Linked DNA regions of Homo sapiens: region 1 is linked to region 2. A link is an interaction called in ENCODE POLR2A ChIA-PET data of the cell type or tissue named here. Cell type or tissue: Panc1. All regions are shown on one strand. Each heading gives the region's core, and the rest is flanking DNA. Links, peaks and the distances in the headings are about the cores only.

What was found. Peaks named below come from ENCODE experiments on the same cell type or tissue, not always from the same donor. Only the 100,000 strongest peaks of a DNase experiment are listed, where the experiment ranks them.
Region 1: POLR2A ChIA-PET joins it to region 2 with 7 read pairs; 2 of 35 experiments call an interaction of 5 or more read pairs at or near these places.

Annotation. Positions count from the first base shown.
Region 1 is chr5:1,029,353-1,037,992 of GRCh38, reverse strand. NKD2 (NKD inhibitor of Wnt signaling pathway 2) reads right to left here. Exons shown (of 10, transcript NM_033120.4): 4 at 5,781-5,841; 5 at 4,494-4,621; 6 at 3,663-3,758; 7 at 3,090-3,237; 8 at 2,520-2,604; 9 at 1,609-1,736; 10 at 1-188. Among named protein-coding and RNA genes, the nearest start is that of NKD2, 25 kb to the right of the region's middle. In Panc1, for the core only: no CTCF peak of the experiment used is centred there; a DNase peak (open chromatin) is centred at 2,781.
Region 2 is chr5:1,087,508-1,096,355 of GRCh38, reverse strand. SLC12A7 (solute carrier family 12 member 7) reads left to right here. Exons shown (of 24, transcript NM_006598.3): 2 at 2,108-2,202; 3 at 2,701-2,823; 4 at 7,228-7,374; 5 at 7,996-8,050. Among named protein-coding and RNA genes, the nearest start is that of SLC12A7, 20 kb to the left of the region's middle. In Panc1, for the core only: no CTCF peak of the experiment used is centred there; no DNase peak of the experiment used is centred there; H3K27ac peaks cover 4,636 bases.

The DNA.
Region 1 (8,640 bases), core at 298-5,297, 57 kb after region 2:
CCCCTTCGGCCGGGGCTGCGTGTCCAGGGCCCGGGCAGCAGGCTCCGAGGCTGGCACGACGTGTTCCACCAGCACCTGTGACCTGCGGTGGTGTACGGCATGTGTATCTGGCTCCTGGGAGCGGGACCGGGCCTGGAGGTGCGAGGCCCTGCCCTGGGGCTCCTGCTTTGCTTGCACAGGAGGGGACCCTGCGGACACAGGTCAGAGTGTGAGGCCCTGGGAGTGCAGGCTCAGGTTCCCATCTCCTCAGAAACGGCCCAGGGCCCACTGGAAGAGCTGCGCCAGGGGTCCCACCTGAGGCCAGTCTGTTAGCCAAGTCTGCAGTCAGACGGCCACCAGCCCTGAAGGGAAGGGGCCTGGCCACTGTGGGTGACCTGCCTGGCTCCACAGCTCCCTGCAAAGGCCGACTCCTCTAGCCTTGTCCCCACTGTGTGTCCTGGGAGCGGAGCTTCTCTTCTCGCACAGCTGAGACCCTGCTTGGGGCGCCGTGGCAGAAAGCCAGGTTATATCAGGGAGGGCGCCCCCAGGATTCGCATCCCCTAAACCCTCATTACAAAATAGATTTGAGAAGGACTCAGGACTGCCACCTTCACAACGTGCAGTGCGAGCCCTGTAGGGTGCAGCTCCTGTGCAGAGCGCGGCCAAGGAGGGCAGGGTCAGCACACAGCGCACTGAGCCCCCATGACCCTGATCCAGCTCCACCCCTCCTGCCCCTGGGGACTCCTGAAGCCGGGGTTATGAGAGAGACTTGGCCCCAGCCCTTGGGGAGTGGCCTGGGCTTTGGTACAAGAATCTCCATGCAGGCCACATAGGGGTGCTGCTAGTCGGAAATAAACGTGTGCTGGGCAGGCTGCCAGCTATCTATGCTGCCTGCCATCCACCTGCTTGCCTGCCATCCACACTGCCTGCTGTCCACACTGCCTGGCTGCCATCCACACTGCCCGCCGTCCACACTGCCTGCCTGCCATCCACATTGCCCGCCATCCACACTGCCTGCCTGCCATCCACACTGCTCGCTGTCCACACTGCCCGCCGTCCACACTGCCCGCCTGCCATCCACACTGCCCGCCGTCCACACTGCCTGGCTGCCATCCACACTGCCCGCCATCCACACTGCCTGCCTGCCATCCACACTGCCTGCTGTCGACACTGTCTGTTGTCCACACTGCCTGCCCTGCCGTCCACACTGCCTGTTGTCCACACTGCCGGCCATCCACACTACTGGACGACCCCCTCTGCTGACTGAGCCGGTGATTCCACCCTAAAATACTGACTTCTCACCCCAAGGCAGGGTTTCCCTGAATGCAAACCCAATGTCTTCCATCTCACTTTGAACCAGGCACCCCCGCATCCGCCACATACACACACCTGGACGGGACGCCCGCCTTGCTTTCAGGCGGCACCAACAGGTAGCCAGGAGGCAGCCATGACCAACAGGTAGCTGTGGAAGGACCTGGGTGCCGTCCTGGGTGGGGTGGGGTGGGGGGGGTTGGGGGGGGGCGGGGCAGGGCAGGGAGGGGCCCCCTGCACTCAGGGCTGTGGGAATCAAGACCTTCGATGGGCACCCACAGCCAGGGCCTCACGCCCAGGGTGGCCTCCAGGACCTACCAGGGCCGAATCTGGACGTGTAGTTCTCAATCCCGGCGAGGTCCAGGTAGTGGTTTCTGCGCTCCGTGTTCTCGTCCACGCAGTAGGGCCCCCGCTCCGAGCAGGGCTGGGGGTCAGTACTGGGCCTCCTGCTTGGAGCACAGAGAAGGGCCTGACCCCCGCACAGACTGGGTGGCGCACCCCTGATGACGGGGTGCCTACAGCAGGCGGCAGGGGTCCGGGGTGCATCCTGACCAGCACCCACCTCCTCGCAGAGCAGGAAGGAGAGTGGACGCCTGGGCACAGACAGTCAAGTGCCGTCCAGAGAAACAAGGTCACAGCCGACCCCCAGAACCCTGTGAACTCCCTCCCAGGCACCAGAGCCGCAGGTGCTCTAGGGAGTGGCTCATGCTGTAGTGGCACCTGATCACCACTCTGGGACCACTGTAGCCACTGCGCCAGCCACACCCCAGCCACCCAGCCACCCCCAGCCACTGCCTCAGCCACTGCCTGAGCCATCCCCAGCCACTACCCCAGCCACCCTTAGCCATTGCCCCAGCCACCCCCAACCACTGCCCCAGCCACCCTCAGCCACTGCCCCAGCCACCCCCAGCCCTGTTGCCCCCAAAGCTGCTGAGTGGAGCCACAGGGAGCCACAGTGAGCCACAGCAAGTCCAGACTGAGGGTGTCAAGGCCGCTGTGGCTGCTGCCCCTCAAAGCCCTCTGCTCAGACAGACTTGGGGGCCCAGCTCAGCCAGGGTGCCAGATGCTGGAAGGGCCCATGCCCCACAGAGCTGCTGGACCAGGTGCCCCCTGCAGGTCTGACCTAGAGGATGGTGTGTGGCCTGTGGCCTGTGGCCTGCGGGAAGCAGGGGTGTGGCCAGGGTGCCCCCGCCTAAGGCACAGCCCCACCCTGGCACCCCAGCCCTCACCTGACGTGTGCAGACAACCTCCTGTCAGCCACCCTTGGCTCCTCTGCCAGTTCACCCTCCATCCTGCAACGGGTGGGCTCCCGGTCTGAAAGGGGGGTCCTGCCATTACTCACTCCCTCCCTCCTTCATTCAGCATTCACTCATTCATTCACTCATTCATTAACTCACTCACTCATTCATTCATTCATTAACTCACTGGTTCACTCATTCATTAACTCACTCACTTGTTCACTCATTCATTAACTCACTCGTTCACTCATTCATTAACTCACTCGTTCACTCATTAACTCACTCATTCATTAACACTCACTCATTCATTAACTCATTCATTCATTAACTCACTTGTTCACTCATTCATTAACTCACTCACTTGTTCATTCATTCATTAATCTGCTTACTCACCCACTTACTCTCTCACTCACTCACCCACTTACTCATTCACTCACTCACCCATCCATTCACCCACTCACTCCTCCATCCACTCACTTGTCCCTCCCTGTCCCGCGCACACAGCTTAGGCCCCTGCCAATGTTGGGTAGGGTCCTCTGTGTGTGCCCAGGCCTCACTCACCCTGGCCAGCAGGAGGACCCTCCTTCCTCTTGCTGGAGGGCTCAGGGCTGACGGTTAGCTTCACACGGAGGGTCTTGCTGCTGCCCGAGGAGTGGTTGACCGAGGCATCCACGACCTCATAGATGGTGTGCATGAGGCTGGACATGTCCTGGGGCCCGGCATCAGTTTCACTGACAGAGCAGACCCCAGGGGACACCACCCGCCCTCCCTGCCAGAAAACACATCCAGCCCCCGCCCCTTCCTATGCCATCCTTGCATCCACCAACAGACCACAGGAACCAACACAGGCATCTTCTCGGAGCAGCCTGGGTCTGCCCAGGTGGCCCTGTGAGCGCCTCCAGTGCCCTGAGGGCAGCCTTGCAGTGTGGGAAGCACAGCCGCAGAAATGGGCGGCGCAGGCTCGGCCCAGAAACACACGTGAACTGGGCCCTGGGGAGACGCAAGCCCAGCTGGCATGAGGACCTCGCAGCAGGCAGGTCCCCTCCTGCCCCCTGAGGTATCGCGAGGCCAGCACAGTCTGTCTGCCCCGTCTGTCTACTACTGTGGACCTGACGCAAACACAAGCTCACCTACCTCCCTGGTGACCTTCCCGCAGTTGTCAAAGTCATAGAGCGTGAACGTCCACTCCTGGCGGTCGTCCTCCTCCACCGAGACATCGCACTGGAGTGCCTGTGGGGGGACGTGGGGGCCGGGACCTCGCCTCCTACCCACGCCAACACGCCCAACTCCACAGGGGGAAGGATCTTCTGGGGCCTTTCCCAGGGGTCCCTCATGCCAGCTAGGAAAGGCGGAGCCTAGAGGGCAGCGTGGCTGGAGCTCAAGCCCTGAACCAGCAGACCCCTTCTTGCCCAGCTCCAGCCCTTCTTGGGGGGACCCAGCTTTGTGCCCTGTGATTCGGTTCCCCCACAGTGACACCTATCTCAGCTCATGCAAGCACTCCACGTCACCCAGAAGGAGAAGAGGACACACTGGCCGTCAAGTGTTGTCAATTCCAGAAATCTTGACTGGACACGGAGACCCCAGTCCTCCCTGAGCCCTCCCGGGAAACGGAAGCCCTGTGCCCTGCCTCCAGCGGGCAGAGAGTCGGGCTGTCCGTCAAGTCAGCTTTGGCATTACTCCTGTAGTGCCAAGGGCACCAAGGCTGGGAATGCGGCTCAAGTTATTTGATGCCAGACCAGTCAGTTTTGGCCAAATTCACAGCAACATCCTGCACTCTCTGGCTCCTGCTGACTTTGGCTTGCACATTCAAGTTCTGCTTCAATGCCTTAAACGGGGTGAACTGTGGGGAAGACTGAGTGAACTACGCCGTGTCCACAGATGCCCAGTTTAGGGCAACACATGCCTGTCCCTGAGCCCCCGGCCCCAGGGACGTGTTCCCGCAAGTGAGGCCGGAGAGAGACCCACGTCAATGTTGAGGCGCTGCCCGCCCGGTCCTCGCGGGCCCTCGCGGTTTGCTGCCCTCTCTCCGTCATCTGCGCTGAGGAGTTGTCCCGGGTGCTCGCGGCCCTCAGCTTTCTCAGCGGGGAGTGCCACTAGGGGGACAAGAGGAGGCGAAGGGGCTGGCAGAGGGCACATGGAGGATGTGGCCCGCCATTGGGGACCCTCGCTGCTCTCCCCTCACCACACCATGATCCTGTCCAGACGGGCCTGAGCTGAGAGCCCGATCTTGGGACCCCTGCGGAGGGGAGGGAGGCCCTATCCCGGCCAGCCACAGCCGGGTGTGCCCTCCTCTCACCAGCCCACGGTGGCCCCCAACTGCAACCACCACCTCAGAGCTGGGGGTGCAGCAGACTCCGAGGAGCACAGATAGGGGAACATAGCCTGGGCCTCCAGGAGATGCTCCCTGTGTCATCATTGGGCCCCCTCCCCATAGACACAGTCCCTCCGGCCCTCCACTCCAGAATCCTAGCACTGAGCCCACAGGCCACACAGGCCACCTGTGCACTGAGTGTGTCAACAGGCGGCCCCCTCCCCGCAGCCTCTGGGCAGGATGGATGAACAGTCCTCTGGTTTCTGGAGCACAATTATTCCGTTATTCTCCAGCACTTGCAAGCTGCGTCCCCAGGATAGGAGTGTGGGACTGTCCGGGCTCAGCACCTGCAGACAGGTGCACGTCGAGCCTGAGCTGGGACGATGCTCTGGGCCTGCCTTCCCACTGAGGGGGTGTGGGTGCCTCTCTTGGCTTCAGCAGCCATCCGAAGGTGGCCCTGCTTGCTGGCCTCCCAGCACCCTCCCACAGACCCACAGGTAAGCCAAGTGCTGACCTGCCACGCGCCACAGGTAGGACTGGTGCCACTGAGGCATACACGCGTGGCAGTGACTTAGGCTGGGCCAGCATCTCACACATCCTCCAGCCCAGGGCTAACTTGAAAATTCACAGGTCCCCTTTATACAGAGCCACCCCCATCCACAAACACAGGCTCACAGAGACTCCAAACACATAAAGGTAACGCTTAGGGCTCTGCCCATGGGACAGGCCTTTTTGGTCTCTGCTGCCAGATCGCAGCTGCCAGTCCAGCGAGGACCCTGTGAGTTGTGCTGCCAAGGCTTTTTAAGAACAAAGTGCGTCTAAGCCTGGGAAGTGCCCTCGCTCCGCACACGGGGTTGTTTTAAGGGTGGTTTTCGGCGTTGCCTTGGTACGGGATGAAGTCTGTGAGTTTGGGGAGGGAGGGCTGCGGGAGCTGCACTCACCCTGTAGGGGACACTGGTCCTCCCGGAAAGGCCCCTCCTTGGGGTCCCCATTGGGCAGCTCCTGCAGGAAGAACGGGGCAGTCAGTGGCCACATAGCTCAGTGGGCAGGCGGGGGAGATGGGCAGGAGCTCTGGGCGGCTGGACTGGAGCCTGACACTCGCCTCAGGCCTCCTGGGGCGTCTCAATCTCTGGGTCCAGAAACACCAACCCTTCGTGCCCCACTCAGCCTCAGATTTTAGGAAGCAAAACACACAGACATTCCTGTGTTGTCAGGTTCCCCAAAGCATTTCCAGGTAGAAGATGCAGCTGCCTGGAATGACCCCTTCAGTCAGTGCTGCCCTGGGGATCCCCTTGGCCAGGGCCCCCATGCTGGATTACCCTAAATGCAAGAGGAGACACACTGCCCCTTTGCTCTGGGGCCTGCTCCCAGCACTGCCCACTGGAGCCTGACACGAGGACTCCAGCCGCTGCCCGCATGGCTGCCCAGGACCCCAACATGCCTCTTATAGGGCTGCCGGCCGAGACCAGTTACGGAAAATGGGGAAAAACTTCAAACACATCCCAGCGGTGTTTCAGCTGAGCCGAAGCTCACATGGTTCTCATGAATAATCTGCAGCCTTCAGGACACAGAGAAGGAGACAGACCTGTGGTCAGGGCAGGGGCCTTGCGCAGTGGTGGAGGTGCGGAGCCCCTCGGCCCAGCACACACCGCCCTGGAGCATTTCCTGAGAGCAGGCAGCTCTCGGGCAGGCGGGCGGGAGGGATGGGCAGCTGTGTTTCTGCTTCTGATTCCAGGTCCCTGGAAAGCCGTGGAAAGCCCACAAGGAGATACAGCACAGAGCTCAGTCCCGTCCACCTGGACGGCCAGAGCCTGACCCTGGAGATGACTTTGGTGCCGAGTTGGTGTCTCCGTGGGTGGACACAGGACCCCAGGGCTGCCCAGCTGGGACTGCCCTCACAGTCCCCACGGCTTCATCCTTTCCTCCTGACCAGGGGTCATGTGCCCCTCATCTCTTCTGACCTCCTATGGGGCTGTCTGCCCTGCCGGGGTCCCTGGGGTTCCTGGAGTCTGGCCCAGGCAGGAGGCTGAGCAGGGTCACCCTCGAGGGCACCTGGACCCCCCCAAGCGCCTCCTGCCACCGTGGTCACTGGCCAGGGTCCAAACAGGGTATGGTGGAAGGTTCCAGGCTGGCCAGCTGCCACCCCAGAACTTGGGTGGGGAGAGAGGGACCAGACCCCCACCCACACATGGGCACTAAGGTGGCGCTGCCGAGGCTGAATATTGTTGAGTGAGACCCAGGCCCCCAGCCCCCCTTGTGGCTGAGCCAAGGGCCCCCCAGAGCTGAGGTCTCCTGCTGGCCGCCCAGGGCGGTGCCAAGGCAGGGTGGGCAGCTCCCAGCGGGAGGCAGGAGAGCTTGCCCTCATTTTAATAAGAAACAAAACAGCTGATTATTAAAAAGTAGGCCTCCCTCCTGGGGGCTGCAGTCCCGACATTCCGGGACTGGCTGCTGCAGCCTGAGGGGCCCCATGAGCCCAGCCCGGCGAGGCCTTTGTACATCCACACAGCAGGGAGGCACCGCTGTGAGGGAAAAGCTCTGTCCAGGTGGACGCTGGCATAAAACCAAATCATCTCTAAAACCCAGGCTGTAGTTATTTATTTATTTATTTCAAAATCAGAATAATGGGTGAGGCTGCAGTCGTGGGCTTCCATGGAGTGCAGAGCAGTGCCCAGAGCCCCAGAGTTGCAGCCCCCATGGGCACAGAATCCTCGTGGGATGGACCAGATACTAGGAGCTCTACAGCCCCTCAGGTGGACTCGTGCAGGTGCTTGGAGGTGGCTGCCGACAGAAATGGTGTCATAAGGGCAGCCAAGGCCACCAATGCCCAGGCTGAGGGATGCAGGCACTGCCACTGCGGAGGGGGGCCAAGGCCACCAATGCCCAGGCTGAGGGACGCAGGCACTGTCACTGTGGAGGGGGGCAGCCAAGACCACCAATGCCCAGGCTGAGGGACGCAGGCACTGCCACTGTGGAGGGCTGGTAGGGAGGGGAAGGTGACCCTAAATGCTGAGGTGGGTGCCCCGAGGCATCCCTGTCTACCCTTGGGAGCTCCAGCCCAGACCTTCTCCTCTGGGATGTGGGGAGGGTGCAGGGGACCTGTGTGGTGAAGCCCCCAGGGTTCTCAGTACCCCCCCCCCCGCACCACAATCCCCCCTCAGGCACCCAGTTCACCTCCCATCAGACCAGCAGGCAGAGCTCAGGCCTCCTGCATGGTGCTGGGTGCCCTGAGCCTCCTTACAGATAGCAGTGAGGTGCCCTGGGGCCTGAGGGCCAGCGCGTACAGCACTCCTTGCTAAAGAGCCTTAACTGAGGTCACTCATGGAGGCCACATCGCTGCCCAGATGAGGGGCAGCAGCAGTGGCTTCCTGGAAAGTGCCAGAACTCAGAGGAGCCGGAGGTGCGGTGGCTCCTGAGGACAGGCAGCGGGCGACGGGTTGGACGGGGTGGAGTATTTTTTAAGGATTTTTAAGTGTTTCCCACGATTTGCTGAACATGTCAAGTGAGAAACAGCACATCACGCACTCCACGCATAAAGCTAATACAGTGAAAATGTAAACGCAGCCCGTGCCGTGTTTCTAAAAATTCTGAGCGCACTTGTGGGGGATTTCACTGGTTACAGACAGGAGTGTAAATGCACAGGGTGACAGAAGGAGGGGCGCAGCTGTTCAAGACAGAATCTGCACAGACCCGTGGTTTGATGTCTGGAAACGCTCCGCGCGCTACACCAACCAGCCAAGCTACAATAACCAATAAAAACTGTAATAACCAACCAAAACTACACCATGTAGCCAACGCTGCACC
Region 2 (8,848 bases), core at 1,343-6,342:
AGTGTGGAGAACGCCCATCTGCCCTTGGCCTCCGTTGCCCAAATGCCAACCTCCTGCCATGTTGGCTGTGTCCCTCCTGCCTCCTGCCCTGCCCCAGGTCTCCGTCTTTCACTCCCACGTTTGTTTCTGAACTGTTGGGAGTAAGCAGCTGACGTGGTGCCTCTCACAGGCGTATTTCCTAAAAGCAAGCACGTTTCTTTCAGAATCTCTGCAGTGCAGTCACCAGAATCAGGGAGTTAATGATCACACACGAGAGATCTTTTTCAGATCTCACCAACTGGCCCAATCACGGTCTCTAGAAAAAGAAGTCTGAGGTTGTGCGTGCATTTGACCGTCTCTGTCACCTGGAGCTTCCTCTGAGTTGTCTCCCTGACGTTTTTGAGGGGTGGGGCCGCTGCTCCGTGGCACTGGCCTCTCTGTGGTGTGCCCCATGGTCTAGGCATCTGCAGTCACTCATGGTCGCACCAAGGACCTGCACACCCTGAAGGCTGTGCTTTCCGCCCCAGGCACCCTACTGGGAGCACGTGCTGCCCGCCTGCCCCCAGACGGCGATGCCCTCTTTGCTGGCACGGCTGGAACCCACCACTCCTGCGGCTGGTGCCTGTCAGCCAGCCAGGGTGGCCGCCAGTGGGCTCTGGCACATCTGAAATGTCCCATAGAGAATGCCCACCCTCCCAGCTGGGGTTGTTTGGTGCAGTGATGAGGTCTTGGCCTGCCCTCCTCCGGCCACCTCGCATCCTGCCTTGACCGTTTCTTCTGCACCCTCAGGGTCCCACACCATTCTGTGCAGGGCTAGGGTGGACTGGGCAAGGATGGGCCGAGCACCCCTAGGAAGGGTCCCGGCTTGGTCGTTCCCAGTCTGGGGAGCTGGTGTGCAGCACATGGGGCAGAGGGCCCTGAGGGCCCTGGGGTGCGTGGGTGGCTATGGTTTGATGCCCTTCAGCTCCTCACCGTGCCTGGCTGGGGCATGTGCATTTGCAGACCCTGTTCTGACCATGGGCTGCTCAGGGGTCCCGGGCAGGCTGTGGTCTCTGCAGTGGCCTGTGCCGAGTTCCTTGTGTTGCTGTGACAGTCCCCCAGGTCAGGTGATTCATGAACACAGAAACTTCTCAGAGTTCTTGAGGCTGAAAGTCTTAGACCAAGGCCTGGGCAGGTTTGGGGTCTGGCGAGGGCCCTAGGTTCCCTGCCGTGTCCTCCCATGGAGGGTGGGAGGGCGACAGCTCTGCTGCTGAGGCCTGGGGGTAGGGACTTTCATCCCCTTCCACACCTCACCACCTCCTACGGGCCCCACCTCCTACCGGCCCCGCCTCCTACCGGCCCCCCGCCTCCTACCGCCCCCACCTCCTACCGACCCTATCTTCTAACACCGTCACATGGGCCATCGGGCCTCAACCTGCCAGGGAGCCTCAAGTCCTCCTCCCCACCAATTCCCTTGCTCATGCTCTCGGGCAGCTGCTAGGATTACCCCCTGGTTCGAAGCCTGGGCTCAGCCCCATGGAGGGGTCGCCGGCCCAGCCTTCCTGAAAGACTCAGGAGGGGCTCATTTACCTAGAGAGCCTGTGGGCGGCGTCCTCAACAGGGAACAGTGGGAAGTCCTCTGTGTCCCTCCGAAATGGCGGATTAAGCAGCAAGGCTAGGAGGTGCCACCCCGACTTTTAAGAGTGAGAATTTTGCCCACATTTGGCTGAATGAGAGATTTTCAACGCCAGAGGGAGGTACCCTTGCCCTGGGCTGAACAGCTCACTTGCCGAGGCTTTCAGGGGCTTTGTCTTCAATGATGATGTGTGTGGGGGATAGCGTATGCCCTGGAGCTAGCGTGTGTTCTGGGGATAGCTTGTGTCCTAGGGATAGCTTGTGTTCTGGGGATAGCTTGCGCATTGGGGCTAGCATGTGTCCTGGGACTAGCGTGCACCCTGGGAAATGCCCCTTTCTTTGGAACACAGATGTGTGGAAGGAAGGAGAGTGTGTGAGAAGTATCACCCTTAGCCATGGTTTAGAGGTGACAGCTGGTGGGGACCAGAGCCCTCCGTGCAAGATCTGTAGTTGGCCTTCTGTGCTTGCTTTTAGTTCCTTCTAAGCTGACTCTGAATTGTTTTTCCCTCACTAGGAGATGGAAATCCAAGAGAAAACAGCCCATTCCTCAACAATGTCGAGGTGGAACAAGAGAGCTTCTTTGAAGGGAAGAACATGGCACTTTTCGAGGTAACTTTACTTTTTAGAAGAAGAAGGTGCCAGGGCCGTTGCTTTGATGTGGAAAAGTAAAGGAGCCCCTGGGGGCCCCCAGGCCGGGGCCTCCCACAGGACTGGACACCACGTGGAAGGAACTGGGGCCTCCCTGTCCTGAAGGCTGTGGCGGGGGCCCAGTCCCGCACTTGAGCTGGGACGTGCTCCTCGGCTGGTGCCTTCTGGGCTCCTTCCTGGATCTAGGGTGCTCCGGCCCCACGGGAACCCCTCTGAGCTGCTGAGTGCTGGACACCCTGGGGTCCCTGCCATGGGTGGGTGGCCCCACTCAGTGAGGCCTGGAGCCCTGGCCTCGGACTCAGACCTGCCACACAGGTGTCCAGGCCTCTCTGGCTTGCTTCAGACCCAGGGGCTGAGGACCCGGGGAGGGCCTGAGCTCCACACCCTGAACACGGGGAGGGAGGTCGGGGGGCCCACGGCGAGGTGCGGGCCGCCTGTGACCATGTCCACGCCGCGCAGGAGGAGATGGACAGTAACCCCATGGTGTCCTCGCTGCTCAACAAGCTGGCCAACTACACCAACCTGAGCCAGGGCGTGGTGGAGCACGAGGAGGACGAGGAGAGCCGGCGGCGGGAGGCCAAGGTACTGCCACCCTGCCCGTGCCCGCCCAGTCCCCGCCCCGTGTGTCCCGGCAGGGTTAGATCACGCCGGCAAGGCAGTTGCTTGTCAGAAGAGCTGCCCTGAGCTCTGGTATCATGGCCACGTCCAGCCCTTTCTTCCTGGGAGGGCTCGATGGTGCCTGCCCTGCAGCTCCTGTCCAGGCCTCTTCCCTCTCCACCGTCCGGGGAAGCGTGACACCCCCATGCATCTGGGTGGCCGGGTTCCCTGTCGAGAAATGAACTTGGGGTGTTTTGTTCGTTCTGCGGGAGCGGCCCCATCCCCTGCTGTGGAGAGGAGTCTGAATGGTGCCGAGAGGCCGGGACGTGGCCCCTTCCAGAGGGTGCTGTGGCCTCGGTGCTCCCAGGGGCCGCCCTCCTTTTCATTTCCTGTCCAGGACACTTAGCCTGGTAGCATTTTCCCTGCAGTTTTATTCCCTGAGGATTTGTTTCCAGGAATCCGTCCTAGGAAACGAGGGGGGTGCAGTGGGGAAAGGTTTCCCTTGAGTGGTTTCTGTGGGTGACGAGGTGTGGAAACCCCTTGAGCATCCTCGGGAGGGTTCTGCCGTCCTGTACAGACGGGTTGCCTGAGAGCCACCCTGAGGCCTGAGGCCCTGAGGTGACGCTCACAGGCGAGAAAGACCCTGGACCCGTGTTGGGGGAGATCTTAGGTCCTCGCTGTGGGGGTGCGGCGGGTGGCTCAGTTTCTTCTCAACTCCCTCTGCTTTTTAAATCTTCTTTCAAATATGTCTGTGTTGCTCTAGAATAAGATACAAAAAACAAAAAAAAATAATCCACCGGAAGAAACCAAGCAGCGCAGGCCCTGCTCTGAAGCCGGGCGACGGCCTCCCCCAGTCTTGACACAAAATTGTCATTTCCCGAGTCAGCCCCGAGCCTGTGCCCCCCTCCTTCGGCAGACAGCTAAGGGCATACGTTGGCTTTTTAGGGTGATTTTTAAATTCCCCTATTATTTTCCTTAACTTTCTAACTCTAAAAATACCATCAGGAGATCCCTATCTTCTCAGAAGGGAGGGTTTTGTAGTGCCAGGTAGAGGCCAGTGAGCAGGAAGGAAGGAGGTGCTGAGCCAGGCGCCCCCAGGTCCAGGGAGGGTGGGCCCCCCTGCTGCGTGTGACCTCCACCAAGTGGGGCGTCCGTCGGCCGGCTCCTTGCCCTCCCCTGCATCCTCCCAGCCTGGGCTCTGCGCTTTGCGTCGACGCCACCCCTGAGTGCCTCCTGCCAGCGTCCAGTGTTCTGCTGACCTGGGTCCCACACAGCAGTCGGGAAGTCAGGCCGCTCAAGATGTCTCTTTCCTTCCTTTTACTGTAAACACAGCGGAATTAATACTGCATTTCCAAAATACTTGAAGACATTTGGTTTTGTTTTTGAGAAGCCTCAATCTGGGGTTGAAGTAACCGGAGACGAGGGACGTGACCGTGAGACCACCTTGGGGTGGGGCCTGGCCTGATGAGGGCCCTCAGCCCTGGCTGTTGTCCCAGGACAGGGTAGTGGCCTCTTCAGAAGCTGCATCTCTGGACCTCTTTCTGGTTCCCCTGCTGGGTCCTTCCCGGCTCGGGGAGCTTGTGGCCGCCCCCCCTGTCTGTAGCTCGGCCAGCCCTTGGGGTGGGACCATCACTGCTGCACGTGGACGCTGCGGAATTGGGTGTTGCCAGGCTCAGCACTCAGCACCTTTCTGCACGTGGATGGTGTGGAACTGGGCATTGCCGGGCTCAGCACTCAGCACCTTTCTGCACGTGGACGCTGCGGAACTGGGTATTGCCGTGCCGCACGTGGACGCCGCGGAATTGGGTGGTGGTGTGCCGGGCTCAGCACTCAGTACCTTTCCGCACGTGGACGCTGTGGAACTGGGTATTGCCGGGCTCAGCACTCAGCACCTTTCTGGGGTTTCACGCATGCTGGGCACTACCTTGAGGCCTCATGGGCTCAGGCTGGTACTCTGGCACCAAAACTCAGGAGCCACAGGCCTTCCCTGTCTGTCCGCCTGTGTGCTGGAGTTTGTGTCCTAGGGAGATGTTGGCTTTCTCCAGGGAGCAGGTGTCTTCCCACGGGCCTGGTCCGAGTGCTCCGGGAACAGGCTTTAGCTCCAGCTCGGCTGGGCTCAGGCACCACTGGCCTGGACATCCAGCTCCAACCCCTCTGCCTGATGGAGCCCAGCCTGCCATGAGGTGCCCATAGAGAGCACACCCCAGCTTCTCTCACCCTACTTGGTACTGAGACATGACTGAAACGTCCAGGCAGGTGTGTTTGTTCATGGCACACTGTGGGCCAGGGCCCAGGAGGTTCCCACCTGGAAGGCTCTCCCTGGCCCTCCCTGGCAACCCTACCCCCAGGCTGGTGGCTCTCAGGCCTCTGTCCCTCAGGGACAATATGCAGGTACCCCAGGCTGATGCTGCCTGCGTTTCAGTCGTGGAGGGACCAGGGCCCGTGACCCCAGCAGGCCTGTTGTTTGACGGTGGCGGGTTTCAGTTGGCAGTGACTCCTTCGGCTCCCTTAGGGGACCGTGGCTCGGCCCCTGGGGTGGAAGGGCAGGGGCCGCCCCTGGTCCTCTTTGCCAGGCTCAGAGGCTCATCCCCAGCAGACCTGCTCCCATTGAGGAGCCTTTTCAAGGGCCCAGGCATCTCCAGCCTCCCGCGCCTGAAATTGGGTCAGGTTGAGCCTTAAAAGTTGCCTTTAGGCGCGAACCAAGAGGCCAAGGCCGGCCATGCCCTTCCGTGAGGAGTCAGGATCCCCCGCCTTTGGCCGAGAACCAGCTTCTGACTCGCCTGTCACGGGGCTGCGGGATTTGAGGCTGAGCCTGGAGGGCAGGGGCCCCTGTGTGGACCGCGTCTCTGCCTGGAGCTCTGCCTGTCGGCTCCTGCGTTAGCTGAAGCCTCGCTGGGAAGTCACAGCAACAATTGTCCCTGGAGCCTTGCTGTCACCTCTGCCCTGGGCTCTCAGTTTTATCCAATGAGAATGTCCCAAAGCCGGTTCTCCACCATCCGCCACCGCTTCTCTCGTTTGCACCAAGAACAAAGCATACCCAGATTTGGAGGGCCCAGCAGCGGCCCCCAGCCCCGTCACCCTCTCCTCTCCAGGGCCCCCGTCAGAAGCAAGTCGCTCCCCTGTTGCTTCCCACCTAGGGCTCAGGGAACCAAGTGAATCCCCCAGGCTCTCAGATCCAGGGCTTCCCACGCTCCGAGCTGCTCTTACATTATTTTTCCCAGGGTCCTAAAGTTGGTGGAGCCCTAGAGCCCTGCCCTGGCCCCAGCCTTGGCCAGTCTGTGGGAGGCGTTCCGGCACGGTGACCCCAGAAGCCACCCTGTTTGCTTTTGTGATGTGGTGTTCAGCGTGCTCTCCCTGGGAGCTGCCCCTCACCTGGTCCCCTGTTCCCATCCTCCCCAGGCCTGGGCTGTGTGAACCCCAGGATCGAAGCCCCGCACGGGGCCTGTTCTGATCCACATTGTGGCCACTGTTCACAGGAAGTGTCTTCAAATAAAACCTTCCCCCTTTTCCGTATTGACCTTGAGACGTTTTCCTGTTAAAACGTCACCTTGTGCTGGCACCAGCCGTCCTCCAGGTCTGAGCCACGTGCCTCTGCTCATGGCGGGAGTGGGGCTGAGCAGGCAGTGGGGATGGAGCTGAAACTTCTACCCCAGCCTGGCCCGTCCCGAGTGGAGCTGGGGAGCTGCCTGGCAGGCGCTGGCCTGCTCCTGGCTGTGCTGCTGACCCTTGCCCATGTGGGTTTTCTCAGGGCACAGGGTGTGTCCCCCTCTCTGGCACAGGTGTCTGAAGCAGGCTGCCTGCTCCGTGCTGGGGCAGGCGGGGTGGCCCCCACGTGGATATCTGAACCTTTGCTGTTATCTCGTGGTGACCTCCGTGCCCGGTTAAGATGTGTCAGTTTCTGCCCAGGGCCGACGCTGAGCTGTGGATTTTTTTTTTTTTTTTTTTTAGCTTTATGGGCAGCAGCCGTCTCATCCCTCCGCTGGCTCTGCTTCCATTCCTGAAGTCTCAGGCTCTCCCAGGGTGTCAGATCTCAGGCCCTGAGCCATCCAGGGAACGGAGCCGGGGGCCCTCTCGTTCTCCCTCTTGTTTTTTCCATAACTTTTCCAGTGTAACAGGTTTCCCTCCGTCGGGGAGGCACAGCGGAGCAGCTGCATCTTGGTTCTCTGCCAACCATGTGGTTCTGCTCCCCTCCCCTAAGCCCTCATTCCGGGATGGTCAGGGGTCCTGTCCTGGGCCTCTCTCTGAACCTCCATCTGTTCTGGGAAGGACTCCTGCCCCCTCCTGCCCCCACGGCCGCTTTGCCTGCCCAGGGCCTGAGTGCAGCCTGGGGAGGGGGCTCCCTCTGGGTGTGGGGTACGAGCCCCTGGGACACGCTATGCTCTGTCGCAGGCTCCGCGCATGGGCACCTTCATCGGCGTCTACCTGCCGTGCCTGCAGAACATCCTGGGCGTCATCCTCTTCCTGCGCCTGACGTGGATCGTGGGGGTGGCTGGTGTCCTGGAGTCCTTCCTCATCGTGGCCATGTGCTGCACATGTGTGAGTCTCCCCCGGCCAGGTGTGGCTGTGCCTTCGGGCGGTGGCAGCTGGACAGTAGGGCTCTCCCCAGATGCCGTCTCCCCTGGCCGCTGTGGTTGTGCCTTCGGGCGGTGGCAGCCGGACAGTAGGGCCCTCCCCAGACGCCCGTGTAGACGTCGTTCAGCGCCGTCTCCTCCACGAGAGCCGGGCAGCTGCGGGGATGAGATGCCACACTGTCCGGGGTTAGTGCTGGCGTGTTGACTGGCGTGCTGGCACCTCATTTACCCGTGTCTGCGGACAGGCATCTCAGCCAGTGGTGGGTGTCATGGGGCGGCACCCGGGGGCTGAGGCTTCCAAGGGAAGGGACACCCTGTGTTTTGATGACATCACCTCCAGTTTGGAAGGACCTTGGGCACTTTCAGGGGTCGCTGTCATAGGGGAAGGGGTGGGAACCAGGACACGCATGCCTGGTGCCCGGGAGCCTCCAGGTCCTGTTTCCTAGCCACTCCATTGAGATGGAGAGCCCTGGAGTTGGGGGCTGGCATTCGGCGGGAGCCGGGTCATAGACCCTGACTTGGGAGTGTTGCGATGCCGGCAGGCTGTTGGAAAACTCTCCTCAGATGGCTGCCTGTCTTTTTGCAGACAATGCTGACCGCCATTTCCATGAGTGCGATCGCTACCAACGGTGTGGTCCCAGGTAAGGGGTGCCCGCCAGCCGCGGCCCTGAGTCCTGTTAGAGGAGTCTGTGTTTTGCCGCACGGCAACCGCGAGGAGGCCGCTTGGCGAGGCCGGGCCGGGGGCTGCCTGGGGGTCTCAGCCGGGCCTTCTGCGTGTTCTCCACTGGCTCCTCTGGCGTTTGAGCCGTGAGGTCACGGCTGTTTGGTTTTCTTCCCCATTTTGCTGCGTGGTGACCGTCTCTTGCCAGGGTAGGCAGTGCCCACCAGGCAGCGGGCTGGGGAGGGGGAGGCACGGGCGATTCCAGTGGCTCCTGTAGCCCAGCGTGTGCCATAGGCTGAGTTCTTGGAACCTGTATCTCACGAGGGAAGGTGAAGACAAAACACTGCCCTGACCTTGTTAATTAGTAATAAGTTAATTACAATACATAATAACTAAATAACTAGTGAACCGAGATGATATTAATTAGTAATAAGTTAATTACAATACGTAATAACTAGTAAACTGAGATGATACTGTTAATTAGTAATAAACGAATTACGATACGAAATAACTAGTGAACGGAGACGCTGCCACGTCTGCTTCTGAGTGCATGTGTGCTGCGCGTGTTAACGGCTGGGCTTGCTCAGCACCAGGTCCTCACGCAGCTGGTCCCCATCCCCACGGGGGCATCGCTTGGTGCTCAGCGGACTTCCCCGGCCTCAGGAGAGCACGAGGGCCTTCACCAGGGGTCTCCCTCCGCAGCCAAGGGACCAGTCTCTGCTTCACGATGGCCGCGTCCATTAGGACCCCTTCCACATGCCACACGCACTGCTCAGAG